3 separate regions of the Mus musculus genome follow, and all the other regions are linked to region 1. A link is a loop called in an ENCODE intact Hi-C map of the cell type or tissue named here. Cell type or tissue: left cerebral cortex. All regions are shown on one strand. Region 1 overlaps Syne1 (spectrin repeat containing, nuclear envelope 1). Region 2 overlaps Syne1 (spectrin repeat containing, nuclear envelope 1). Region 3 overlaps Syne1 (spectrin repeat containing, nuclear envelope 1).

Region 1 (8,000 bases):
AAGAAACTAGAGAGAGCACACATTAGCAGCTTGACAACACATCTAAAAGCTCTAGAACAAGAGGAAGCAAATTCACCCAAGAGGAGTAGACAGCAGGGAATAATCAAACTCAGGGGCAAAATCAACCAAGTGGAAACAAGAACTATTCAAAGAATCAACCAAACGAGGAGCTGGTTCTTTGAAAAAATCAACAAGATAGATAAACCCTTACCTAGACTCACTAGAGGGCACAGGGACAGCATCCTAATTAACAAAATCAGAAATGAAAAGGGAGACATAACAGATCCTGAAGAAATCCAAAACACCATCAGATCCTTCTACAAAAGGCTATACTCAACAAAACTGGAAAACCTGGATGAAATGGACACATTTCTAGACAGATACCAGGTACCAAAGTTAAATCAGGATCATGTTAACCATCTAAACAGCCCCATATCCCCTAAAGAAATAGAAGCAGTCATTAATAGTCTTCCAACCAAAAAAAGCCCAGGACCAGATGGGTTTAGTGCAGAGTTCTATCAGACCTTCAAAGAAGATCTAATTCCAGTTCTGCACAAACTATTCCACAAAATAGAAACAGAAGGTACTCTTCCCAACTCATTCTATGAAGCCACAATTGCTCTGATACCTAAACCACAAAAAGACCCAACAAAGATAGAGAACTTCAGACCAATTTCACTTTGAATATCAATGCAAAAATCCTCAATAAAGTTCTCACAAATGGAATCCAAGAACACATCAAAACAATCATCCATCCTAACCAAGTAGGTTTCATCCCAGGGATGCAGGGATGGTTTAATATACGAAAATCCATCAATGTAATCCATTATATAAACAAACTCAAAGACAAAAACCACATGATCATCTCGTTAGATGCAGAGAAAGCATTGACAAAATCCAACACCCATTCATGATAAAAGTCTTGGAAAGATCAGGAATTCAAGGCCCATACCTAACCATGATAAAAGCAATCTACAGCAAACCAGTAGCCGACATCAAAGTAAATGGTGAGAAGCTGTAAGCAATCCCACTGAAATAAGGGGCTAGACAAGGCTGCCCACTATCTCCCTACCTTTTCAACATAGTACTTGAAGTATTAGCCAGAGCAATTCAACAACAAAAGGAGATCAAGGGGATACAAATTGGGAAAGAGGAAGTCAAAATATCACTTTTTGCATATGATATGATAGTATATATAAGTGACCCTAAAAATTACACCAGAGACCCCTAAGCCTGACAAACAGCTTCAGTGAAGTAGCTGGATATAAAATTAACTCAAACAAGTCAATGGCCTTTCTGTACACAAAGGATAAACAGGCTGAGAAAGAAATTAGGGAAACAACACCCTTTTCAATAGTCACAAATAATATAAAATACCTTGGTGTGACTCTAACTAAGGAAGTGAAATATCTGTATGACAAGAACTTCAAGTCTCTGAAGAAAGAAATTAAAGAAGATCTCAGAAGATGGAAAGATCTCCCATGCTCATGGATTGGCAGGATCAACATTTTAAAAATGGCTATCTTGCCAAAAGCAATCTACAGATTCAATGCAATCCCCATCAAAATTCCAACTCAATTCTTCAACGAATTAGAAAGGGCAATCAGCAGATTCATCTGGAATAACAAGAAACCTAGGATAGCAAAAACTCTTCTCAAGGATAAAAGAACCTCTGGTGGAATCACCATGCCGGACCTAAAGCTGTACTACAGAGCAATTGTGATAAAAACTGCATGGTATTGGTATAGTGACAGACAAGTAGACCAATGGAACAGAATTGAAGACCCAGAGATGAATCCACACACCTATGGTCACTTGATCTTTGACAAGGGAGCTAAAACCATCCAGTGGAAAAAAGACAGCATTTTCAACAAATGGTGCTGGCACAACTGGCGGTTATCATGTAGAAGAATGCGAATTGATCCATTTCTATCTCCTTGTACTAAGGTCAAATCTAAGTGGATTAAGGAACTCCACATAAAACCAGAGACACTGAAACTTATAGAGGAGAAAGTAGAGAAAAGCCTCGAAGATATGGGTACAGGGGGAAAATTCCTGAATAGAACAGCAATGGCTTGTGCTGTAAGATCGAGAATCGATAAATGGGACCTCATAAAATTGCAAAGCTTCTGCAAAGCAAAAGACACCATCAATAAGACAAAAAGGCCACCAACAGATTGGGAAAGGATCTTTACCTATCCCAAATCGGATAGGGGACTAATATCCAATATATAAAGAACTCAAGAAGGTGGACTCCAGAAAATCAAATAACCCCATGAAAAATGGGGCTCAGAGCTGAACAAAGAATTCTCACCTGAGGAATACCGAATGGCTGAGAAGCACCTAAAAAAATGTTCAACATCCTTAATCACCAGGGAAATGCTAATCAAAACAACCCTGAGATTCCACTTCACTCCAGTCAGAATGGCTAAGATCAAAAATTCAGGTGACAGCAGATGCTGGCGAGGATGTGGAGAAAGAGGAACACTCCTCCATTGTTGGTGGGATTGCAAGCTTGTACAACCACTCTGGAAATCAGTCTGGCAGTTCCTCAGAAAATTGGACATAGTACTACCGGAGGATCCCGCAATACCTCTCCTGGGCATATATCCAGAAGATGTCCCAACCGGTAAGAAGGACACATGCTCCACTATGTTCATAGCAGCCTTATTTATAATAGCCCGGAGCTGGAAAGAACCCAGATGCCCCTCAACAGAGGAATGGATACAGAAAATGTGGTACATTTACACAATGGAGTACTACTCAGGTATTTAAAAAAATGAATTTATGAAATTCCTAGGCAAATGGATGGACCTGGAGGGCATCATCCTGAGTGAGGTAACCCAATCACAAAGGAACTCTCACAATATGTACTCACTGATAAGTGGATATTAGCCCAGAAAGTTAGGATACCCAAGATATAAGATACAATTTGCTAAACGCATGAAATTCAAGAAGAACGAAGACAAAAGTGTAGACACTTTGCCCCTTCTTAGAAATGGGAACAAAACACCCATGGAAGGAGTTACAGAGACAAAATTTGGAGCTGATATATACTCACTGATAAATGGATATTAGCCCAGAAACTTAGTATACCCAAGACATAAGATACTATTTGCAAAACACATGAAACTGAACAAGAATGAAGACAAAAGTGTGGACACTTTGCCCCTTCTTAGAATTGGGAACAAAACACCCATGGAAGGAGTTACAGAGACAAAGTTTGGAGCTGAGAGAAAAGGATGGACCATCTAGAGACTGCCGTATCCAGGGATCCATCCCATAATCAGCCTCCAAACGCTGACACCATTGCATATACTAGCAAGATTTTGCTGAAAGGACCCTGATATAGCTGTCTCTTGTGAGAGTATGCTGGGGCCTAGTAAACATGTAAGTGGATGCTCACAGTCCGCTATTGAATGGATCACAGGGCCCCCAATGTTGGAGCTAGAGAACGTATCCAAGGAGCTAAAGGGTTCTGCAACCCTGTAGGTACAACAACAATATGAACTAACCAGTACCCCAGAGCTCTTGACTCTAGCTGCATATGTATCAAAAGATGGCCTAGTCGGCCCTCAGTGGAAAGAGAGGCCCACTGGACATGTAAACCTTATATGTCCCAGTACAGGGGAATGCCAGGGCCTAAAATTGGGAGTGGGTGGGTAGGGGGGTGAAAGGATAGCTATGGGGGACTTTTGGTATAGCATTGGAAATGTAAATGAGGAAAATACCTAATAAAAATATTTTAAAAAGAAAATAGTTAAATGATTTTTTTAAATCAGATAAAGAATGTGGTACAAATATAAAGTGCATAACTTTATTAGACAAAGGAATGAGGTTGCCTAGATCAGAGGGACAAACAAAACCAGTTAAAATGAAAGATCAAACAGCATATATGTACGTGGATGAAGACAAAATGAAAAGGGGAAGGGTTTTATGAGAGATACATCTAATCATTAGGGAAATAGAGAGGCTGGAATTTGTAGAGGGTAAAATACATCAGGAGACACTAACTGAAAACTTCTGTAAGTACCATAAATAGTCCTAATAGTAATTTACTATCAGAGTCCCACATTCGTAGAAAACATGTTAATCCAGAGATTGAACATACATAGTAAATTTGAAAATATCTAAGAACTGATAAAACAGCATAGGAACTGACAAACCTATATTACTGTAGGAATTATCAACACTCCCCCTTCAGTTACCGAGATGGCTCTACAGGACCAAGTGGGATTCCACACTGTGGAGAAGGGAGATCTAGTGATGGCCCAGAGAAAGAGGAGGGAAACAGGGCTATCACCTAGGAGAGAAAGTTCCTTATGGAGAGCCAGGGCAAATACCTCACAGGGGAATGTATTTGCCTCTTTGGGGTCATCATTACAGTGAGTTTTCACTGACTTCTTACTTAAAGGTAAAACATCAACATCCCCTGTCCTGTTTGCCCTCCAAGTTTTATTCTCTATTTGTAGTGAGTATTGTGGTTTCTTTAAAAAAAAAAAAAAAAAAAAAAAGCAGCCATGTTATGTGAATATGTTTCTGTTTTAACTCCTGGTGTGGGGTATGGGATGCTTCAGATTGTCCGTAGCAGCCGAGTATGATTTGTCTTGTGCTCTGGCAGGAGTGTGATTCTGCCAGCTGAAGATAGATTACATTTGGAATTCTGGGGACTCTTGTGAGGCTATAAAATGCCAGAGCCTGGAAAACCTGCTGCTGTCCCTCCTGCTCCCAACTCCCTTTACTGTGGTTTGTCCAGTGGTTGTGAGCAAAGAGAAGTTTGGAGAGAGGAAGAAGTTGGATATCCTCATGACAAAGATTGGACTTGCCCCAAGGAACTCAATGCCCCTAATCATCAGGAAGTGTTCTAACGAGATTGACACCCACTTTGCCCTCTAAACTTGCCTACCCTGTGTTGGGGGTTGGAAGGGATTGGGATGAAGAAGGTTGGAAAAGGAATGCAATAAAGTAGCCAAAAATTATGGATATAAGTACTTTATCCTCTCAAGACAAGTCATATAATTAACACCAGGAAACCGTGTCTGTTTTTATGCATATGGACATATCACAAATGCTCTGAACACTACTTGGTACAATGCAGGTGTTCAATAAAGTTTTGTTGAAAACCCAGAAAGGCTACCAAGAAATAGCTGGGAGTGTAGGGAGAAAAGCAGAAAACAGAATAAACAAAGCAGAAAACTGAATGAACAAAGAGTTTTGTGGATACAGGAGCTCTTTGTAAAAAGTGTCTGATGGATGAGAAATGAGCACGGCTAATATCTAGTAAATAGATAAGAAGGCCAACTTTTTTCAACCTGGCCTGGGACAGATGATGATAATGGTTCATTACAATAGTTTCCAGAGAGAACGTAGAAATCAAGAAGGAGCCTGGATACTTCTTATCCACTTGTTTGTATTAATGGAAGAAGGGTATTTGTACAGTAGCTGGGAGGCAATCAGGGTGAATAGGATAACTTTAATAATGTATGCATGTGTGTTTGTGTGCATGCGCATACATATGCATGTGCAAGTGTGTGTGCCTCACATGCACAAGTGTTTGTGATAGGAGGGTATTCAATGGAAAGGGATGTAGAAGACAATGGAACAAAAGAAGTATATCTGCAACTCTTTGAGAGAAAGGGTAAGGATACTATCTAAGGCTCACAGGAGGGGCTGGCCTTGGTTGGGAGCACAGATGGTTTATCCACAGCAACAGAAGAGAGGATCGAGTATTTGGGCACAGATGCAAGTATGTGGGTTGATGTATTTGTGGGAGCCTGCAGATATTCTTTTCTGATTGCTTCTATTTTTCTTGCAGAAAGAGGAAGCAGTGTCGTCAGCTAGGAGTGAGGACAGGGAGGAGGTGTGGAAAGCTGAGGAGACAAGGTATGAAATAGATGTCCCAGAAATGGAGAGAGCTTGGGGTTGGGAATGCCTTATGACTGCTGCACAGCACTGGAGCCCAGTTGGGTTAGTTGCTATCAGAGTGTGTGGGTTCTCCAGCCCATCAGCTGCCGGTGTGGGGGCACAGGCTATGCAGAAACGGCCTTTAATCAGGCTTTATATTTCTTCACCAGACTACTAATAGAAGAGAGATGTGGACATGGGATTGAGGATGTGTCCAGTGGGTGAGTTTTATGATCACTTGATTGAGACCACACGAAGGGAAAGGATGAAATGAAACTGAAGGAAAGCAGCATCAGAGACATGGGGTTCGAATGGATGGAGAAACCTTGCTTGATTGGGGAGTAGGATGCTTGACAAAACAGTTGTGGGTGATTTCAGTTACTGATGATGGATGATGATAGGAGAGGAGGAAGGAGAGAGTGGCAAGGATGGGACATGGAACAGGATCACCACAGAAGAGAAAGCGAAGGGATTACAAGGCCACAGTAAAGAGGATTGTCTGTGGGTTGGTGAACTCTGATCCCCATGCCAGGCATCATCATCAGGAAATGAAACTCTCAACAAGGAAAGAAAATTACTTGTCTTGTGTTGACAGTACAAGGAGGCTCAGGAGGTGGTGGAGACTGGAAATCATGAGAAAGCTTAAGACTTGAAAGCCTTGCCTTGTCTAACACAATATGACTCCTGCTATGTGCAACAAATTTGTGGGTACATTTTAAGCTTGGAACTTAAGACGATTATGTTGCTATAAGTGAGGCACTTACTTTCTCCCTGCCTGTAGTACACCCATCTACAAATGAGGATGATAAGAGCCATGCCATATTCTAAGGTTAAATGTTCAGTAAAATTAACTGCTTAAACTGAACCATGGATAAATTCTCCATAACCACAAAGAAGGGATAGTCTCTCTTTCTAGATAACAAAGCATGAAGTTGAATAGAAAGGACAGCAGTTATACTTTGTACATATTTTGTATAGTTAATATAATCTGATATACACATTAGCTTAACTTAAACAGGTTAACTTTAAAAAAAAAGTGGACTCCAGGGTTTCACTGCCCTCTTCTTGTCTTCACAGGCACCATCCATGCATTCGGATAGACACAGACACATGCTCACAAACAAATTACCTGTCTTTGCAGCTTAATTTATTGTTAAATACCTAACACATATATCCTGAATAAATTAAAACTGATCTCATAATTGCAATTACACTGCTTTATGGCTCTGCTACTCTAAACACCTGTAGAAATTAAACAAAATAATCTCTAAAACCTAGACTGAAAACAGAAAGCTCCACAGAACTGTTTGTACGTATAAAATTTTATGTTAAATATTTAATTAAAATTTTCTTCTTATAAGGTGAATTATCTGCAGTACACATTTTTTACAGAATATGTAACTCTAACTTGTAAACAATGACTATGTAGTAAATAAAGAAAATGTTTTTTTCACATCTGGTGAGTTCAGAAAACAAATACTCTAGGTTTACATACTGTAATTTTTCTGAAATCAGAATTGCCTTTTATAGTGGAAAGGCAAGATAATACTTTCAAACATCCCTGCATATGTATGCAGAATTCCCCTGGTGTTCTCAGATTACTGAATCTCATGTAAGTCTGGTACACCAGCCCAGGCTACTTACCTTCCTTTGAGGGGCTGATTTTGTGCTACCAAGTAAACCTAGAGTTTTTAATTAACAATGATCCACATTTCCTGTCTTTGAAGCTTAGCTTACTGTTAAGTACCTAATACATATATTTTGAATAACTTTCATGATTGCAAGTACACAACTTTCGGACTATGTATTCTCAACACCTAGAACAATGTCTAGTGAAATGTCTGGCCCAATAAACAGATCATTGCGTGATTCACCCTGAACTTGGCCTTGGCAACAATGTGCCTGTTTAGTTTGTTTTCTGTTGTCCTATTATTGAGTGCTTCAGTTTTCTCACTGTTTCCCCCTTATATTTTAGATCCTCAACTTCTCTATCAGTCACTACTATACATTTCACTCTTCCCATCATTTCTGGGTATTATGTCTTGGTTATCATGTGCAGGTAGATAGTTAGGTGTCTGGAATAGACACATGTGAAC
Region 2 (8,000 bases), 72 kb after region 1:
GCCCATTTATCACCGTTATAAATGCAATACAAGCATCATTCAAAGCACCAACTTGTAGAAAAAATTAAAAATATATGATAACTTTGGTGACAAAATACAAATTAAGTTTTACCTGGATATATTAGGAAAATTGGAAACTCCCACACACCAGTAAACATTACAAGAACTTCCACAACAAGGACATCATGAGTTTTGCAGGCAAATGGATGGAACTAGAAAATATCGTCCTGAATGAAGTAACTCAGAGCCAAAAGGGCATGCATGGTATGTACTCACTAATAAGTGGATATTAGTCAAAAAAGTACAGAATACACAGGATACAATCCATAAAACTCAAGAAGGTTAACAAGCTGAAGTGAGGATGCCTCAATCCTACTTGGGAGGGAGAAGAAAGCAGTGATGGGGAGGGGGGAGTGAGGGAGGGAGGGACCTAGGTTCAAGAGGGGACAGGGAGGGTAAAAGGGAAACATGATTAGGTATTGGGGGTGGGGGGACAGGACTGAAGCCCTGAGTGCCTGCAGAAAGAATGGAAACAGGCAACCTCAGGAGGTAGGAGGTGGGGGGACCCTCTAGAATGTACCAGCAACCTGGGAGGTGAGAGATGCTCAGAACTCAGAGGGAGGAACCTTAGATGAAATGACCAACAGTGAGGAGATGGAATTTGTGGAGTTTATCTCCAATAGAAAGATAGGACATCAAGTGAGGGAGCGGGTTGCCATCCCACAGTCAAAAACTCTGACCCAGAATTGTTCCTGTCTAAAAGAACTACAGGGACAAAAATGGAGAAGAGCCGGAGGGAATGAAAGTCCAGTGACAGGCCCAAATTGGGATCCAGCTCAAGGGGAGGCTCCAAGGCCTGACACTATTACTGATGCTATGGTGTGCTTACAGGCATAACCCTAGCATGGCTGCCCTCCGAGAGGCCCAACAAGCCACTGAAAGAGTCAGATGCAAATATTTATACCTAACCGATGGACAGAAGAGACCCCTGTGGTGGGGTGAAGGTGGGGACATCTTCTTGGAGATGAAGGAGATGTGTGATGAGGGACAGTCAGAGGGCAGACTGGGAGGGGGATAATGACTGGACTCTAAAACAAGATTAAAGAATAATAATTTTAAAAATTTAATAATTTAAAAAATTAAAAAAAAACTTTGGCATCAAAGCTATGATACTGCATGGATGATGATATGTATGGATTATATGTTCATAGATGACAAAATGCAAAGCTGATAGCATACCTGGGCAATAGCAATATAATCAGGTGACAACATGCAAGTGTGACAACACACATGGGTAATTACATGTATGCATGGCAATATGCATGGGTGGTAACATTCCTGGGTGGTAATGTATAGGTGATTACATACATGTGTAATAGTATGCATGGATGCTAACATCCATGAATGTTAGATGACATGCATGGGTGATATTATGTGTAGATGATATAGCATACATGACTGACAACGTGCATATATGATAACATACATGGCTGACAACATGCATGTGATATCATGTATAGATTATAACATGCATGAACACACACACTGTCACTGCACACACACAGCTCTCTGCTTCTTTGGAGCACAGTGCTTCATGGTACACCTAAAACTGGCCTTTGGAATAATCAACAGTGGCTGCTGGGCAGATCTTCAGGCCACTGGCCTCTGCCTAGCCTTGCTGACACCATTCTGCCCTTGACCCACAACCTCTGTGACCAGCCAGCCCAACTGACAACCTTCCTCCCTCCCCTTCTTTTGCTCTTCTTCCTTCTTTTCTTATTCTCCCTCCTCTTCCTCTTTTCCTTTTCCTTTTCCTTTCCCTCCCTTGCTTTCTCTCCATCTTCCTTTCCCTCTCTTCTCTCCTTTCCTCCCAACTGTGGTCATATTCAACTGGGCCCCTTGCTCTTCACAAAATTGTCTGCATAGACATGACTCTTGAATCCTTCCAGGAGAGAGAGAGCTCCCTCAAGTACTATCAAGAATATGACAGACACTTTATGTATGTTTCTGGCTGCTTACTTGAGTATCTCAGTGAATGAAGATAAGTCTTGGGTGATATATATATATATATATATACACACACACACACACACACACACACACACACACACACATATATATATCAAAAAGCACCACAGAATTAAAAAGAAATACCATTTTGTATCAAGTATTATTTCCACACAGCACATAATAACTTTAATGACCATAGCAATTCATTTTTTCAGGAGACATTCAGATATGAAATCTTGTAGCTGAAGCATCTCTGGAGTGACATGTACAGATATGACAACAATATGGCTTCTTTGGGCACACTTGGCTCCCAGGGCTGTAAGCCAAAGGGCGGACAGCAATGAGGATAATTGACTGGAGCCTGACTTGGCAGAAAGTAGAGACTGGGGTTCTGCTCCCACTGCCTTTCAAGAGCTGAGTAGAATGTGTCAAGCACTTTTCATGTTCATACTTAGGCTAAGCTGTCTCCTTTCTGTAGAATATTTAGAATTCTTACTTATCAGAGTTCCCCTTGGTCTTAGCAATCCCATATTTAGTGGAAACAGAACATTTTTCTGCCTAGTCTGAGGTGTTCAAACGTGGACCTCTTCATTGCACCAAAAATGAGGTACTTTCCTTCTGTGTCATTCCTTCTAGAAGTTTCCTCAAATAAAATATATGTCCTATGATGTGGCCCTAACAGGATTTCCTGCCCTCTGACATGTCTAGAAACTCAGAGAACATGCTGAGATCTCTGTGGCTGAGAGGAAGGCACTCACTGAAGAGGGGGAGCCAGGGCGTGGTTCTCTATTTCTACCTGTCTGCCTTGCTTAGCCACAGTAGCCTGAGACGCTTTGTAACAAGGACCACTGCCTTTTTCTTTAGACTGTAAGGAGCTCAAATGTCTTCCTCCTTTTAAAAAGATTTGTTTTTATTTATACAAGTGTATAAGTCAGGTGTATGTGCTAGTGGGAGTGTAGGAGTGTGCAGTGAGTTTGTGTATGTAAAGGTGGTTCCCCAAAACCATGCTGTCTCTATGCAATGACCTGAGCACAGCAGGATAGCATGTCTGAGGCCCTGACACAGAAACAATATAAAAGTGCAAGGTCTCAGCTCCCAGACTCTAATCAAAAAGGGGAAAACTCACAAAACTTTTTTTAAAATCCTGAGCAGGGCTGGGGCAGGCAGAGCAAGCCTGAGAAGTGCCAAATTAACCCTTTCCTGCCCGGTCAGCATATCTCCTTCTTAGGCGGAGACACCTGGAGTCCTTTCAATAACATCTCCTTTGGGGCAAATCTTCAAAACTCAATTTTGTTCTCTTGCTACTATATCTTGATCGGGAAGCATTGTTTTGGATGTGGCAATTTATATTTGTGACACTTCTCCCTTCCTGTTGGATGGTGACATTTGAGTGAGTGACTTCTATAAGATGGGACTATACATGGTCAGAGGATCCAGATTGTGTCTTTATACTAGTTTAATTATTAAAATTATAGCTATGCTAAAATATTCATAACCTAATATTCACCACCTTAAGAGTATAGTTCAGTCATTAGATATTTCCACAGGAGTGCTCTATCAGTCTCCAACTCTATCTTCATCCTGCAAAGCTGAAACTCTAAACCCATTAAGTAACTGCAGTTTTCTTTCCTTCTCTCAGCCCCTGACATCCACCTCCAGTTCCTTTTTAAAGGTTTTGACTCCTCTTGGTACCTCATATAAGCAGTGTAATGAAATGCTTGTAACTGCTTATTTCACTTAGCATAGTGTCCTCAAAGTTCCTTTACCCTGTAGCAAATGGTAGAATCCCCTCCTTTTTCTTCCACTGAATAAGATCCCATTGTGGCATCTACCACATTCTGTAAACCTATTCCTCTATCAGTGAATACTGTGTTGCTTCAACCTTCTAGCCACATTTGCAAATTCTTGCCATGAGCAAGATATATATATATATAATATATATATATATAATGATACTTCCTGGCCCTTTAATTTTCAATTCTTTAGTTATAAGCCCAGCAACAGAATTGCTGCATTACATGGTAATTCTATTACCAACTTCTTGAGGAAGAAACCACTCTCAATTTTTTTATAGTGGTTGTCAAGTAGAAGGAGAGAAATCTATTTCAAGCATGACTCTAGAATGCTATCCATTCATTAGTAAAGTTTGTGGTTTGGATGAGGAATATCTCCCACGGGCCCATGTATTTGAATACTTGGCTTCCTGATGGTGGTGTGTTTGGGATGATTGGAGATTTTAGGGTGTGAAGGGTTCTTGGAGGGCACACACCACTGGGTGTGGATTTGAGAGTTTGTAACATTAACTCACTTTCAGTTCACTCTATTTCCTGGGTGTGCCTGAGGTGCGAGCTCTCAGCTTCCTACTCTAGCCACCTACTCCCATGCCTCCCTGCCATCAGCATCCACAGACTAAAATAAGCTTTCCTCCTTAAGTTGCTTCTAGTCATGGCATCTTATTACAGCCACAGAAAAGTAACACTGCATATCTCATAGAATCTCAGAGTCCCTATTGATAAATGTTACACTGTTATAAAATAGAGTTTCAGCATTAGGAATTTAGTCATTTACAATGTAAAGACCAATACACACACACACACACACATACACACATATACACACATATATATATGAATATGTACATATATACATATATGTATATACATATATACACATTTACATACATACAAATATGTGTGTGTGTGTATATATATATATATATATATACACAGACACACACATATCTCCTGTCAACTTCCAGGTCTAATCCTGTTGTCATTTACCATTCTTGATTTGGCCAACTAAGGGCTTTGTTATTCATGGGCCAAGAGTTGATCAAATATTTTATTATGCTATGAAATGCTATGGCCTGTCACTTCGAGATAATGAATGCATATCCTATGGTTAATATTAGTGATTATTGGATATTTAGTGATGTCAGTAAAGCTGGACTAGAACATGTCTAAGGGGAAGCTCATGTTACAGATGCCCACCTTCTTTGGGTGGTACACATACTATAGTGTCAAGGGTTGCTAAGCATGGCGCAAGATCATGGCCTGGTATGTTCACAGTTCTGCTTTTTGCACAAGGTGTTGGGAGGTATGAAGAAAAGGGATGACTCTAGTCTCGTTCTGTGTATCCCTGATTCATCTGTGCAGAACGTGGTCCCTCAGACCCAGGAACAGACAAGCTACTCTGGATGACTTATATATGGCTTAGGTAGGAAGATAAACTAAGGGAGCCCATGGGGATGTTTCCCATCCCACAGCTAGCATAGGGAGCTCCCATTTCCTGATGGTTATCTGCAGGGTGGGACAATATCTAAAACAACAGGAACAAAGAGAAAGAGCGGAAAGGGAAGAGAGGTTAACTGGCAGATGTCTGGTGAGTTACCTCTGGAAGGGTCGGCCAAGAGCCCACTACACCACAATTTAACAAAGTGCCAAGCTAGTCTTGGCCCAGATTAATCAAGACTGTGATGATCCCCCACAGGCAGAACTGACCAAAATTAACATACTATCTAAAAGACCTTGCCATTTCACTCTGAAAATAAAATAGGCATTGCCAATAGCTCCACAAACAAGGTGAAGTAATTCAAATACTTTGTATGCATCTGCTCCTCATTCAGTGTTTTTATGGAAGGGCTCCTGCTGCTATTTCCCACTTCTGTAGCACAAATGGGAAGTTACTTCCATTCTATTTCATTTCCTCTAATGGAGAACATAACCATTTCCACTTCCTTGATTATTTCATTCAACATCAAACACGGGTCCCTACTGCCAAGCTCTGCTAAGGAATTTTTTTTTTGAACAATAAAATGTTTTCTACATGTTTTGCACAGAGCCAATACATGCCCTCATTTATTTCCTCTCTATAGTATATAGTGTTGTACTTGACACCTCTCTAGTGAACATATCCGGTTGCTGATCCATCCACAAGTTGTACTGGCTTAATTTAAAAAACGTATCCACAGTCACCTGTAGCTACCCACACTTCAAACAGAAATTATTTTTCTCTCTTTTTCATGGTTTCACTTTCAGGACCGAGAATATCATCTTGGCTGTTAAATAACATTCCAAATACCTGTCGGTATGTGAACATGACACCGTTTTAAAGAAGAAACTATGACAAACTTTATCAATGTAATTCTAATCTCCATAAACCCTGTGAGCTCTGCACCCTCATTATCAATACCCTAACAGGTCGCAAGGTAATGAACGAGATGTAGCTTCAAATGGGTGTCTTTTCTAATCACTTAATTGCATATTAGAAAATAACTAATTTCAATTCAACTCCTCCAGATTTATGAAGGTCTATTTAACAACTAAAGGTTACAGTGTATGAAGTGATATTTTGATTTGTGCAAACATTGCAGAAGTACTAAAAACAGGCTACTTAACATATTCATGACCTTTTGTAGCTACTGTAGCGTTAAGAAAACAAGCAAAGAGGGGGTTGTATTTGGGCATCCTCTTGACCCCCTATGTCAGCTTCTTGTATTGGTTTACGAACAGGTCCACAGGAGTGTGCAAGGAAAGGGAGGAGACCAAGAGTCCATTAAGGAAGCATTTTCAGGTAATATGTTGTTGGCAAGAAGATAACTGGGAAAATTAGAGCAGCCATTAAATCGATTTTCATATGAAAACATCACTTAGCATACGTCTATAGATCTTTAACCTGGAAACCCTAACTGCTCCCTTCAAAGGAATAACTGAGTTGAACTTGGTGCTCTTAATAGATTCCCAATGCATGACATAGCTATTCCTTACAATGCACTTCAAAACCTTGACTCCCAGATACTACTGTATCTAGAAATAGTATCTTACGGAGCTCATCAAGTCAAAATGCAGTACTTAGCATCCAGTGTGACCAGTATCTTCAGATGAAGAGAGAATTGCTGCGTAGAGCGTGCTAAGCACAGAGGCGAAGACTGCAGTGTTGCGAGTCCAGACATTCACGATCAAAAGTTAGACAGAGGCGAGGAGATTCTTTCCCAAGTCTCAGAGGATTGCTGGAACTTCTGGATCTAGAATTGACATGATTCATTTCCTATTTTCTCTGTAAACAAGTGTGTGTGTGTGTGTGTGTGTGTGTGTGTGTGTGTGTGTGTGTAAGCACACACTTAGCTTGCATGTATGCACAGGTGCATGCAGGCCTATGTATATACCAGAGGTTGATAGCAGTCTCTTTACTCACTTCCATCTTCCTAATTCTTGAGAAAGGTCTCTTGGTAAACCTTGAAGCTCACTGAACCAGTGAGTTCTAGGGATCTACTTGTCTCTGACGTTACAATCATTTAGTGTGACTGGTTTTTTGTTTGTTTGTTTGTTTTAAAGATTTTTTTATTGATTTTATGTATATGAGTACACCATTGCTCTCTTTAAACATACCAGAAGAGGGCATCAGATTCCATTAGAGATGGTTATGAGCCACCATGTGGTTGCTGGGAATTGAACTCAGGACCACTGGAAGAGCAGTCGGTGCTCTTAACCACTAAACCATCTCTCTAGCCCTTGACCAGCTTTTTAACACAGGCTCTGGGTGGGGGGTCTGAACTCAGGCATGCACTTCACTGACTGCCTTCACATGTCCCTAGACACTGTACACAATTGACTGCAGTTATCTGTCCATCCTGTTATTAGGCCCATATCACTGTATCCATAATTCCTAGTCTAGTTGATGCCTAGTACACACTGAATGGATGGGTAACTAGAGAAAGTAGTCACTGCTTGACTCTTCCATGTGGAAGCAGGTAGAGGTGGAGTTCTGGAGATGATGAAGATGAGATCATGGAGGGAGGAGATTAATGAGCATCATTAGAATGGGAGAAAGGGGACCAAAGCCAGATGAAGATAGAAGAACTGCAGCCCCATAAGCCAGGAAGACAGTAGTCCTGTGGACCAGTCTCCCAGCACTTTGACCTTGGGCTTTGGGAGATTCAGCAGTAGCTGTTGGGCAAGCCATTCTCCCTATGGAGTTTCCTTCCCAGAACT
Region 3 (8,000 bases), 62 kb after region 1:
GTTTACAAAAGTATGGACATACGTATTAGAAAAGTCACCTATTTTCTAGGTCTGTTTTCTAAAAGAACCTAACTGCAATGGCACCCCAGCAGCTGCCACACAGGTATCCAGCACACAGATCTTGCTCATAGATACCATTCACAAACAAAACCAAGAAAACTTCCTTGGAGAAGGGGGTCAATTTCAGACCTATGGGAGGGAAAATATGAGATAATCTAAAACACATATGACCATATGATACAAAGGAAATGAAGTCAGGCTTATAGGACACAGACACCAGCTGAAGGACTCTCAACAGCCAAAGCTAAAGTAATACAATAACACAGCACAGAAGCATAATCAACTATGACCATGAAATAAAACAAATATACAGAGTTAATACAAAAAGAAATAATTAGTTAATAAGTAGTCCATTTCCTTTTAGAATACTTTCAGTGTGTGTGTGTATGTGTGTGTGTGTGTGTGTGTGTGTGTGTGTTTGTGTGTAGAACATAAAGTTATCAGTGAGCAAGTAGAACAATAACTATTTGAAGGAGTTAAAATTTGAGAATTAAATAATAGCATGGTCTCAATTATCTCCCTAAAATTATTTCTCAACTCTAAGTGGGAAAGTAGCAACATTATCATATGAAAATATTCAGATGCAACCTACCTCATATGAAAACATTTAGATATAACCTGCTGTGATTTCAATGTGTTGCTGGATTTTCATGTGAAAATATAATCTTTAAATTCATGTCAAAAGTATTTGTTGAATCTGTCTCAGACAGGTTACTAGGGTCAGATTAGGGTGTTAGCATGGGGCTTCCCAGGGCAAGAAGAATAAACCTGGACTGACACATGGGTACTCTGTGTCACTATGCAATGTTCAACAATATATTGTGATACAGTCAGAAGGCTCTTGGATGCACCAGCTTCTGGAACCATGAGAGAGTGATGTTCTAGTCTTCTTTATATATTATCCAGTACTAACTATTTTGTGATAGCCACAGAAAACAGACTAGGAGACTAACTTATCAAGTGATGGATGTCCACACACCATGAGAATTAAAACAGAAGCCTAGATACATTCACAAAATGTACTGGGAAGAATTTAATATTACTTCCCTGGAATTCTTGCCAACAATGTGGAACTGCAATCTAATCAGAAGAACACAACGCATAAACCCAAACTGAGAGTTCCCAAAAATGACTAACTAGCAGAATTAAAAGTGTCAAAGGTCATGAAACACTAGAAAGCATGGAGACTTGCTGTAGAGTAAGAGACAATGAGATGAATGGTGTGGTGTTGGATTGAATCCTAGGACAATGGTACACAGACCATGCTCTATACTTTCATTAACGATGGTGCATTAGTTTAAATTTTCTTACTTTGATAATAGTTCCATCATTACATATGTTCTTTATGTTTGTTTGTTATTGTGTTTTTGAGACAGTGTTTCTCTGTGTAGTGCTGGCTTCTAGAACTCACGCTGTAGACAAGGCTGGCCTTGAACTCAGAGAACTGACTGCCTCTGCCTCCTGATTGCTGAGATTAAAGGCATGTGTCACCACTGCCAGGCTCATTTCCTATGCTCTTAACCTGGAGGGAGTTAAGTAAAGTGAACTGTGGTCTCCTTTTTGCAACATTTCTGTAAATCTAAATTTGTTTACTCGACTGCCTCATGTAGTACAGACAGCGTGCAGTTATACCCCAAAGACAACAGTTAGAAAGTCAGTAGACCCAAGCTTTCTCTCCAGTGTTTCCATTTCATTTCATTTCTTACCTTCCTTCCTTCAAGGAATTTGAGTGCGGTGCCAATGTTAGCCACAGCATGAATACGCTTCACCCGGTGTCCTTGTTCACAAGGCTGGGGAAAGAAACCCGTAGCAGTGAGGACAGGTATGACCATTAAAAGGCTTCAGATTCCATGCAGCTGTGTTAACATATATATTGAAGAGACTTGAAGAGCAACCACCATGACTCCACCTCAGGGAGGGAAGCAAGTGTGTAAAAGCGTGTCATCCCAGCAGTACTTGCGAGACATACGGTTCTCAATAGAAGTTCAAGATCAGCAGATTATCTTCCTGCAGAGTGTTTTCCCAGCTGATTTCCAAGAGTTAAAGTTCAACAAATTCTCATGCTGTCTATAGACACAGTCACTCTTTCATGGCAAGACATATTTCTACGAAAAGTGTTTTTGGTCAGTCATACCCTTTTCTTTAGCTATGAGGACATGCAAGGATATTGACCATTACTAGTGTCCTTTCTTAATTTGAATGACCAAAAATTTGGAGCAAATGAACCAAGAGTAAAACTGAGATTTCCAAGAATGCTTTTTTCTTCTCGTTTCTTCTTTTCTTTCTTTCTCTCTTTCTTTCTTTCTTTCTTTCTTTCTTTCTTTCTTTCTTTCTTTCTTTCTTTCTTTCTTTCTTTCTTTCTTTCTTTCTTTCTTCCTTCCTTCCTTCCTTTCTTTCTTTCTTTCTTTCTTTCTTTCTTTCTTTCTTTCTTTTCTTGTATATGTCTGTTCAATGCTCTATTTACATGATGAAATTCACTCTTTGCATTGTCTATCACACTTAGCATAAATACCCAAAGGAATTTCAATGAATTAGATGGTTTTGTTTACTGGGACAACCAGCATTAATGAGATGACATCATTTTTCTCAAGGTTCTCATCTGGTAAAGTGGCCCTCTTCCATGTGAACCTAGAGCTCTAAATAACATACCAGAAATTTGAAAAACAAGCTTTATGTTTCCAATGGGTGATAATTTTAGATTATAATTAAAAAAATTAATAGGAGATATTTTATATGGTTGTTATTGCCCTTTCCTAGGAACTTATATCAATGTATGACTGTCTCATTACCGCTCCATGCATAGAGCACAGGTTTAGCTTATATAATTAGCTATGCTTTACCATGGCCAAAACATTGTGAATCCATCCCTTAAGATAGTCAAGACTCCTAAGTACCAACATTCTGTTCTTTCATCCCGCCCAGATACATTCTCACTTCCTGTCTTCCCACACTCTTGGCAAACATTTTAAATCAAGCCCAACACTTGCCTTTCTAGATAGATTCAATTCATTTAAATGCAGTCCTAAAAGTACTTATTTTAAGGAAGGCACAACAGCCACATCTGTCATCCTAGTTCAAAGTTGGCTAATACAGGAAGCTTACCATGAACTCAAGGCCAGCCTGGGTTAAAGACTGAGGCCATATCTCAAGAAAAAGAAACACACTAAATGTTGAGCTGTTGTCTCTAGTTAAAGAGTGTCTCTGTACTCACCCCTTGAGTCTTCCCTACACTTCCCTGTTTCCTCAAAGGGTCCTCATTCACAGTCAGCCAGGTATTCATAGATGTGTCTACTCTCTCCTGATAGAAACTGGATTCTTTCCAAAACATTTCTTCTCAGCTTTTGTAAAAGTACAGTTTCTCTTGGGCTTACTTCCCCTAGAATTTCTGAGACAGCGGCAACACGACTTTCAATGTTTAATGGCATACTTTCCCAGTGGACTATGCTATGTTCTCTTTTGCAAGCATTGCAAAGATAATTGGTATAAACCCCCTTCAGCATTAGATTTGACAGATGGTTTTCCCAAATTTTCAATTCTTCTTATGTACTGTATACACTCAAGTGCTCATCCGAATATCCCTGATCAGCACTGGCATAAACATGTCTTCCTCTGACCTGTGGATTTCTTTTGTCATATTCTTTCCACATCTCCTGTCCAAGTTTTCCTTTGAGTCATTGCTATCTTATTGATTAGTAAATGTACTTTATATATCCTTGCTATAATCATGTTTTAAGTTTCTCACGCTGTAAACTGTGTCTGCCCCAGGCAAGTGGGCAACTTCTTATGTCACCTTATTTTTCTTTGTTCTTAATTTAATTTTAGTCACATTAAGTGAAAACAATCACACCCAGCACTTTTTATCATGTATTATTTTTTTAAACTCTGTTATCTGAAAGATGTTCACCTATCTTCTCTAAATATGGCAAGACCTTGTACCATTAGATTCCAAAAGCAAACAGATATGAATTGTGTGCACATATGTTTAAGCTCTAGAGAATAATTTTCATGATTTTTTTAAAATTTGTGTTCCTCCATTTTATTTATTGAATAATCCCTGCTTCCTCCCATATCTGACATGGACATCTAAGTTATATTGTAAAATTCCACTATGCTCTATCTATTCTTGACTTTATTAAATTTATCACTATGAATACCCCAACCAACCATTCTAAGTACATCTACAAATCCTTGTAGAATCTGATGTCTAGTCAACAAATGCCTTCTTCCTGCCTTTCTTCTTCAGGTGTACACTGGATCAGTGAAGAAGAGATTAAGCATCTTTTGTGTTATCCTTGCTCATATTTGTATCTGATTTTCATACAATACCCAGCCCTAGTGAGTAGCTTTTCTCAACACTGGTTGTAACCTCTCTGGGAGCATCAGCCATATTTCACTCACCTGTGTTTCTCCAGAGACATAAGGTAGTGTTGTATTCAGAGTGCAGATCTGAGAAATGTTAGCTTGCCAGTAGGCAATACACACATCAAAATTGAGGCATCTTTAGTGAACCTGAGGGGCTGTTGGTGCTCAAGCCCTCCAAGTATCTACTGTTCATGTTCATATCAGAGTGGATTATTAGGCTCCCTGAATGCAAAGTGGTAAAGAGTCATCCAAAAAGCTTGCTTCTGGATCAACAAAACAGATTTTAAAAAATCCTTCTCCACGGTCATTGTTATGTGCCTGTGGTGTCCCTATTGTTGACCATCCCCATCCTCAACTTGGCAAATGCTCACATTCTGTAAATGTCAACCAAACAGGGAATCTAAGAAGAATACTTTAAAATGTTTATAATTTCCTTAAATAAAATCAAAGCCAAGGAAGCCACCGCAGGTTATTAAATGGGACTAGACTATAGAGACCTCACCCTGGGATGTTAGCCATAGGAAGAAAGCTAAACCATTTGGCCACATTTCCTGAATGTATATCAGAGCCAGAAGCCTGCAGGGCAGTGTTCCCCACAGAGCTACCTCCACTCTGGGATAATTACAGAATTCCCTGCTGTGCTCATCCTCCTAAGGCAATGCTTTATTAACAGTCTTGCTTTGAAAAGGCTCTGCAAGAATACTCAGGGCCTTTATTACTTTGCACCATGCTCTCCACCTCCATGGGAAGGGGATGCTAGACCACAGCACACAGGCATGTGCAAAACGGAAACCACATATTTATAACCTCCATGTAACTTCAGTTTAGGTGCATGAGAATCTTAAAGGGCTTAATATGAATACATAATGAAAAGGCCAGATCAGAAGTTCTCCTTAAATCCTATTTTCCCTCTCTGCCAACTGAAGCTATGAAAATGTTTGCAACCTTTGTGATCCTGTAATTCTAACTATACATGAATGAGTAGGGCACTTACACAGAGGAATGTTTTAACAAAAGTCGACTACTTTTTTTTTCAGAATAATTTAACCCAGAATTTAACTGACCATGAAAAACATCTCATAGACAATAGGTCAAATACAGTGGCAGAGATGCCTTTCATTTAGAAAGTCAGGTGTACTCTTGCAACACGCATGTGAAGGCTCCTTCAATCTGCAGGTAAATGTAGGAAGATTTGGATCCAGACATCAGGGGAGTACACTTTCAATGTGATATTCTCTTATGCTAGCACTTGTCTGGTTTATTTAGCTGATTTATATGGCTACACGGCTGTTCACATGTGATCTGTTGGGCTCATCCCACAGGACAGCATTTGGGTGTATGTGGCTGTTTGAGGAGGCATTCCCAGGTAGCTAAAGAGGAAGAATGTATTGGGAGTAAGATTGCAAAGGAGGAAGAAAACTAACCAAAGGTGTGCTACTGGAACTTTCTGCTGAGGGCAACTAGAACTAGGTCCTACGGGGACTTTACTGGCATGCTTCTGAGACACTGCTCTCTCCACCATTTATGTCTCAGAAATGTACTTTCTAAAGCTTCAGAAACAAGCACCAATTCCCAGACTCCTGTATTCACTACATAAAAATCCTGATTTTGGGTGGTGTTTTTGTTTGTTTGATTGCTTGTGACCAGAATTCTCCTGCATTTAAGACTGACAGATCAACTGTTCAGCTCTGCTCAAGCCTGAGGCAGCAATGCAGAGCAGTGCTGTTACAGTATGCATGGAGACACCTCTCAATACCAGAAGCAGAAACTAAAGGTGAGCTGAGGTGGTAAAAACCTGTCCCTAACTATCTGCCACCGATCTGTACAACCAGAAGGATTTGCACAGAATTCTCACAAGCTTGCATTTTCCAATGAAGTCTTACCACTTACTATGTTCAGAAAAAAATAAATAAAAACTCAATCATCTCTGTGGCAATGGTTACAAAGATATAAGAGATAAGTGGAGGAAATCCAAGCCCCTGGGTATCTGGAAGGAACACAACACTGCTTGTTCTAGATGCAATAACCTGGAGGAAACAGAACCCAAAGTTAGGTCTCTATGACTGCTGTCAACCTCTCAAATTTGCTTGTTTTATGGGTTGTTCCATTTTCAGTTTTCTATAATTAACTCTGGAGTCCCTACAAAAGCAGAGCCCTTCATCTAGACTTTACAAAGTCTAACCAAAGGACAGAACACTTCACGAGAGATTTAAACTCCTTCTATTTGGAGGAGATTAGAGCGGGCTGAATGTCTAGGTGATGGCTCCTGCCCATTCTTCAGAGTTCAAATATAGATCTTGGATTTTACTGCTACACAGGATGATCTGAAGTGTGGCAGATTCCAAAAATTTTGATGGTCTCTGCATTACCTGTGTGAGCAGTTGTCAACTTATGGTGGTAGGGACAAAAACAGCACATTTATCTACCAGATCACATTCAAAGAGTGTTGTCATCTCAGATACTCCTCAACTCAGAGCCTGAGGATCACTTGAGCATGAGTTACAAGTCAATCAATGTGCCAATACCTCTCTATGCCACCCTCTGCCTATAAGAAGTTACATTTACTGACATTTATTTTCTTTCACAGAACACAGTTTTATCAAAAAGATCATAATTTTAAAAAAAGGGAAGCTCTGTCAACTCCAGACTTCATATGTCGCTTGAACTGTTTCCTAATTGTAGCAAGTATTTATTTTAAAATCCTTTACATCTATGAGCTACTTACCCTTCTAATCTGATATGGAAAAGACATATTCTAATATTAAGGAACTACATATTTTAGTTTGAATGTAATAAAAATGTATTTCACTGCTCTCTGCTAATGCTGTTTGCACTCTGTTGGTTCTATGGGATGTAACAATATCTCTCTGAGCGCTCTGTTCTTGTTCCAAGGGATTGTTGATAGAAGATGTCAGCAAGAACATGGCAGGTGCCACAGTGCTTTCAAACTTAATATCCAGCAGACAGCTATATACACACAGGGAGAGAAACCAACAGTTCCTTTGAATAGGAAACAGGCAGTCACAGTTCATTTTTGTCAATTTGACACTAAGCTGGAGACATTTGGAAGAGGAAGCCTCAACTGAAAAAATGCCTCCACCAATTCAGCCTGTGGGCAGGACAGTAGGACATTTTTCTTGATTAACGACTGGCATGTAAGAACCCAGGTCACTGTAGGTGATGCCAACCCTGCGTTGTAATACAAAGCAGGCTGAGCAAGCTATAGAAAGAAAGCCAATAAGCAACATTCGTCCATGCCTTCTGCTTCCGTTCCTGCCTCCAGGTTCCTGCCCTAAGTTCTTGCCCTCACTTCCCTTCAGTGATGGACTAGGACCTGAGATCAAATTAACTCTTTCCTCCCTTACATGATTTTGATCAGAGTTTTATCACCCCAATAGAAAGCAAAGGATGAAAAATAATTAAAGTGACATAGTTGGTGATTTGTAATTTATAATCGTGGTGATCATTCCAGAATCTTAGAAATGCATTGTTCATCACATCAGGGTACTGATAACTTCATCCCTCTTTTATAACGTGACTTTTGTCATAGTGCTTCTTTTCACAGGAAAAAGAAGGTT

Evidence for each region. Peaks named below come from ENCODE experiments on the same cell type or tissue, not always from the same donor. Only the 100,000 strongest peaks of a DNase experiment are listed, where the experiment ranks them.
Region 2: a loop joins it to region 1, with 4 times the contacts of the local background. A loop is called at or near these places in 3 of 42 quality-filtered maps.
Region 3: it touches region 1 in a loop (7-fold over the local background); 3 of 42 quality-filtered maps call a loop at or near these places.

What each region holds. Positions count from the first base shown.
Region 1 is chr10:5,373,359-5,381,358 of GRCm38, forward strand. The region is part of intron 13 of Syne1 (spectrin repeat containing, nuclear envelope 1); the gene reads right to left. Among named protein-coding and RNA genes, the nearest start is that of Gm23573, 20 kb to the left of the region's middle. In left cerebral cortex, no CTCF peak of the experiment used is centred here; DNase peaks (open chromatin) are centred at 4,702, 5,810 and 6,494; H3K4me3 peaks cover 308 bases; H3K27ac peaks cover 1,536 bases.
Region 2 is chr10:5,445,805-5,453,804 of GRCm38, forward strand. The region is part of intron 2 of Syne1 (spectrin repeat containing, nuclear envelope 1); the gene reads right to left. Among named protein-coding and RNA genes, the nearest start is that of Gm40594, 20 kb to the right of the region's middle. In left cerebral cortex, no CTCF peak of the experiment used is centred here; a DNase peak (open chromatin) is centred at 4,341; H3K27ac peaks cover 299 bases.
Region 3 is chr10:5,434,973-5,442,972 of GRCm38, forward strand. Syne1 (spectrin repeat containing, nuclear envelope 1) reads right to left here. Exons shown (of 146, transcript NM_001347711.1): 4 at 1,767-1,850. Among named protein-coding and RNA genes, the nearest start is that of Gm40594, 31 kb to the right of the region's middle. In left cerebral cortex, no CTCF peak of the experiment used is centred here; a DNase peak (open chromatin) is centred at 3,016; H3K27ac peaks cover 564 bases.